2 separate regions of the Mus musculus genome follow, and region 1 is linked to region 2. The links are chromatin loops, found by intact Hi-C in ENCODE. Cell type or tissue: gastrocnemius. All regions are shown on one strand.

The links. A loop is a pair of places that touch in the nucleus more often than their neighbours do. Peaks named below come from ENCODE experiments on the same cell type or tissue, not always from the same donor. Only the 100,000 strongest peaks of a DNase experiment are listed, where the experiment ranks them.
Region 1: a loop joins it to region 2, with 5 times the contacts of the local background. A loop is called at or near these places in 3 of 42 quality-filtered maps.

What each region holds. Positions count from the first base shown.
Region 1 is chr16:5,253,129-5,255,628 of GRCm38, forward strand. All of the region lies in intron 1 of Eef2kmt (eukaryotic elongation factor 2 lysine methyltransferase), which reads right to left. Among named protein-coding and RNA genes, the nearest start is that of Eef2kmt, 1.6 kb to the right of the region's middle. In gastrocnemius, a CTCF peak has its summit at 1,347 (motif pointing left); a DNase peak (open chromatin) is centred at 1,363; H3K4me3 peaks cover 1,516 bases; H3K27ac peaks cover 2,324 bases.
Region 2 is chr16:3,742,596-3,745,095 of GRCm38, forward strand. It overlaps Zfp263 (zinc finger protein 263), which reads left to right and starts at 1,504. Exons shown (of 6, transcript NM_148924.3): 1 at 1,504-2,172. The coding sequence starts at 1,780. In gastrocnemius, no CTCF peak of the experiment used is centred here; DNase peaks (open chromatin) are centred at 1,095, 1,431 and 1,885; H3K4me3 peaks cover 2,025 bases; H3K27ac peaks cover 2,068 bases.

The sequences.
Region 1 (2,500 bases), 1.5 Mb after region 2:
CATTTTCTCAGCAACAGTACACTCCTGTGGAATATTCCGGTAAACAGTATAATCCTAGGGGCTAATCCTAAGTAGAAGCCACCAGAGGTGAACTTGCTCTAATGTCACGGGCCACATATGGCTGAGTATGAGAAGACCGTGTCCCGATTCACATCAGATGTGGCTGCCCAGCCAGAAGTCATGGGGTCATGGCAACTTTGGGGCTGAGCTGGTAAGCTGGGAACAAGTTACAGCGTAAAGGCCTGAGATCTGCTCTCTAAGCTAAAATGGAGACTCAGATGTGTGGTGCCAAGCCTGAGGACGGCATCTTTGACACAGGGACTATAGCTACAACTCCAGTCAGGCAGGTATGTGACACACAGCAAGCCACTTTATGTCAATCAGGTTCTCTACAATCTGCCTTGACCCTTTTCTGAGCACAGCTATACAGTGTTATTTCTGCTCCCTGCACTGTGGCCACAGCAGCTGGCTTGCTGCTCTTAAGCACGGCAACCATGTTTCTACCACAAGACCTTTGCTCCCTCTTCTCTGAGACCATCCCTGGGGCTTGGGTAGCAGTTCAAGTACCTCTTTGGGGAGGCCTTTGATGACTCTACTTTGTTTGTCATTTCCTTGTTTATTTTTTCATCCGTCTGAGACAGGGTCTCATCTTGTAGCTGGGGCTGGCCTCTAATCCACAGACTCTCCTGCTTTAGGACCCCAAGCTGTGGTTATAGGCATGAGCTGCCACACATGGTTTTGCCTGGTGTCTTCTGGTTCCTTACTGTTTTAGGGCTGGCTTCTCATGTGTTATGATGTGCCCTGGTGTGCAGCTCATGGACGGCATTCAGTAAATACTTACTGACCCAGTAACTGCTAGGAGGCACTCAGTGCACTTCCACAGTCAGGTGGAAGTCAGGGTTTGTACCCACGTACTCCCACAAAGTGAGATACAGGAGGGGCTGCCAACAGTATACAGGAGCAACAGTAATCAGGCGGTTAAGTCCACAATTCGTGTTCATGATAGTCTTTAGGTTCTTGGTAGAAGCGCTCTTATGTTCATTCTCCTATACATAAGCTACAGTTTGGGGGATGGGGCAGTATGACTCCCTAATTTGGAGCTGTGGGACTCTCCCTTTCTACCTTGGTTGCCTTCAGCAAAAGGATTGTCAGTCTGACAGCTTATACCAGCCTTGGCTGCCTGAACACTCCATAAACACCCTTAGACAACCAGACCTGATTGTCATGACTGCTGAAGCTGCGGGCTCAGCCGGGGCTGTTTGAAACTTTTTGCTGTTACAAACCTGGGTGTACAGTGTATTGCTCTGCACTCATTTCCTGTGGGACAGAGGGGAGCACGCCCCCTAGTGGCGTAGCGGAAGGATGGCTGGGATGGAACAAGAGGCAAAGCCGTGATTGGTTCAGACACCTACACAGCCTGCTGCTGTGGTCAAAGAGGGAGTAGACTGTAAGGAACCCTCCCGCGCTACCTCCTGGGAAGAGTCTCTTGCCTACTTTAGTAGTGCGGGCTGCGGGGGTAACAAGGAGAAAGCAGACCCAGTCAAGGCTCAACAGTGGACGGCAGAATTGTAAAAGCAGACAGGCTGGCCATGGTCAAGAGCTAATGAATCCGCACTTCCAAGACCTGCACAAGAGCTGTATGTTTCTAAGGGCTGCTGCCAAGGGCTGAAGAAATCCAATACCTTGGCCTGCTGGGAAGCTCGCAGCCAAAAATGTCCTAAGAACTCCCGGAGGGCCAAGGGCCCTACACTCAAGAAACCTGCAATTACTGGTCTTGTCTGCCTACAGCCGGCACAGAAAAACACAGTCAGCAGAGATCAGCACTCCCAGAACTTTTTGTCTATCTATGATTTCTAGCTGGGCAAAGGAAAAGAAGTCCAGCTGTTTAGTAGCAAGAGGCTGCTATCATTGTATCCTTTACTGTATTAATTAGAAATGATGGCACAGAGATGTAGCCTCTTGTAAAGTCCCACAGCACACAGGGGGTTGAATTAGAACTATAAGCAGGAAGCTGGCCTCCCCGGCCAGAGCTCTGATTCTTTCCTTCTTAAACTCCTGGTCAAATGGAGTGACCACAGACGCCAGTGCTGTGCACTGTGGGTGACCCTGAGCAAGTACTTAGCACAGCACATGAACTATTATTACAGTTGACATTGAATAAGGACTTATATGTTATTCGGGTTTCGTTTTGCGTTAAGACCAGAGATATTTTATGTCGATGAAATAATACAACTACCCAAACCACCCAACGAAACCGGGTAGACTCTGGAGGAATACAAATCTATAGTAACTCATGCCGGTGAGCTCACCGCACAAGAGTTAACAGCGAGGCACGCTCTAAAGGATCCTCGCGTCCGAGCTGCAGGTCCCCAGGCCACAGGGAAGCACCATTTTCAGTCCGAACTCCCTCTGAGACGGTTCTGCCTGAAGCCTGCCCTTCGGATGGGGACCTGGCCTCCTTTTCAGGAGAGCGCGGCTCTTGCCATTTGAAGACGTTTAG
Region 2 (2,500 bases):
TTATATTGGGACCTCACGACGGCACTCCATGCCATAACCACAGGACTTACTTCATACCATATCTTCAAAGTTCTATTTCATGTATGAATGCTGAAGCTCTGAAGGGAAAGATACCCTGGCAATCGGGAACCAAAAGTCGTGCCGCACGACAAACCTCATTCAAGAGACTCATTGGGAAGGAAAAATCCAGAACATCATTCTCAGCTCAGGAAAGAAAGCAGGGAACTGAGTGGTAGGCAGGGTTTATACAAGATTTCTTAATCTTCCCACCACAGCTTTCCAGGGTGAGGATTGGTAGAATTTCACTGAGCTTGAAGGAGATCAGAGACTGATGAGTTTGCTCAGGGCTTGAAGGGTTTCTATACCAAGCTCCAGGATTAGTGGGTTTTTCTGTTCAGGGTTGGTGGGATTTATTTATTTTTATCTTTTTGTCTTGTAGGGTGGGGCCAGGCTACTCTTCCTCCTCGGGCCAGGGAATGACAGTAACAGCTATTATTAAACAACTATTAGGGTTAGGGACCATTAAGGAAGTCAGAGGTGGGAGGGACCTGGCTGCTGGAGCTCCTGGTGGCCATTTTCCTGCCTCAAGGTCTTACAAAGTATAAAAAGTTCACAAAGGGAGACCAGAGCAAGGAAGGCTTTCCCTGCCTCTTGAGTTGCAATGAATAGACAACAATGTAAGCATGTGTCCAATAAGTGATTACGGGTTTTCGTGACACACTCCTAGAATCTGCAGACTCCACCACCTGTCTGTGACAGCTGCAGTCTCAGGCCTGGGCTATTCTCTCTTCAAAAAATAAGGAAGTCCGCCTTGGTGTTTCCTTTTCTTCAACCTTCAGGAAAATAGTCAGAGCCGATGATTATGCTAATCCTTAGACCTGCTCTGGGAGATGGCAAGAGCAGTTCATACCCAGAGCGTTCTTCTGGGTCGACCAGCCACCTAAAGATGGAGGACTAGGGACCATCGCTCACAGGGAGGCAAAAGCTCGGGCACGGGTATGTTTATCGTAGCTCGACAATCCATTTAGACCTGCTCAAGCCACAGTGCAGGCGCAATAACAAGGGCGCGCCATGGACTACATTTCCCACCAGCCCCAGGCAGCTCGAGCCCTGGAAGCACAGTCTATTTCCGGTTGTAGGTCTCCGGAGTGTTGGGATCGGCCTTCGGAAAGGTTTTCTTTGTTAAGCTTCTGGGCCCCGACATGACACTCTAGCGCCTCTGGACTCTGGTTCAAGCGTGGCTGAAGAACTTACCTTTTGGCAAACTTTCCTATGCAAATCTGAGCCAGGTTGTCCCCGGGTCACATCCGCCCAGGGATTCCCACCCCTACCGCTTCCCCACCTGGAGGCCCCGCCCATTGCGTAGCCCCGCCCCTCATCCCCATCCGACTTGTTCCCCTCCCGCTCTTTTATGCAAATTTTCCTTGTCCTGGGTGGACCGTGAGTACGTGGTGAGACCCGACCCAATGGGAGACAGCGCAAGGGAAACGTGAACCGGAAGTCCGTCCTGACTAGCGGCCGTTGGCTTATGACGCCTAACTCGCGTGCTGAGGCTTGCGACCCGGGCCCTGCGACTTAAGTTCTGTGCGGGCCTGAGAAGCCGGTCAGGTGGCGACGCTGCAGGCCTGATATTGCTGAGATTGTGACCTGGGTTCCTCCGGCGGGATTTGGAGCCCGGAGTCTCTCGGTTGCTGCAGCCGTGGCCTACTGCTGTACAGAACCCAGGGCGTCTCTCAAGGCGGACGTAGCTGGTGTCGGGACCTAGGCTGGTGTCGGGGCATGACTATGGCTGCGGGCCCAAGCTCGCAGGAGCCAGAAGGGCTCCTCATAGTGAAACTGGAGGAGGACTGTGCCTGGAGCCACGAGGTACCCCCGCCTGAGCCAGAGCCCAGCCCGGAGGCCTCCCATCTGCGATTTCGACGGTTCCGCTTTCAGGACGCCCCGGGTCCCCGGGAGGCCCTTAGCCGGCTTCAGGAGCTTTGCCGCGGGTGGCTGCGGCCGGAGATGCGCACCAAGGAACAGATCCTGGAGCTGTTGGTGCTGGAGCAGTTCTTGACTATCCTTCCCCAGGAGATTCAGAGCAGGGTGCAGGAGCTGCGCCCAGAGAGCGGCGAAGAAGCAGTCACTCTTGTGGAGCGTATGCAGAAAGAACTTGGGAAACTGAGGCAACAGGTGACAGCTGTTTTACCCGTGGTTTGGCCCGGAAGTCATTGTGCTAGCCTCTTCTGTAGTCGAATATACTTGATCGTCCTGAGTACACTTTACAGGAAGGAGAGGGATTTTTTTGTAGCTTATCCTTTCCTTCCAGATTGTTCCCATATGACGACAGTAGGAAGTGAGGAGCACTTCCACCAGTATTTAGTTATGTAGTTAGAAAGCTTCTCACAGGCCTCGTGACTTTGGGCAGACTACTTAATCTGTTTCGTCCTGTTTTTCTGTTGGCTAAAGCACTGTCTGGGAATAATTTTGAGGACTTGGAGAAAAGTATGTCGTTTGGATG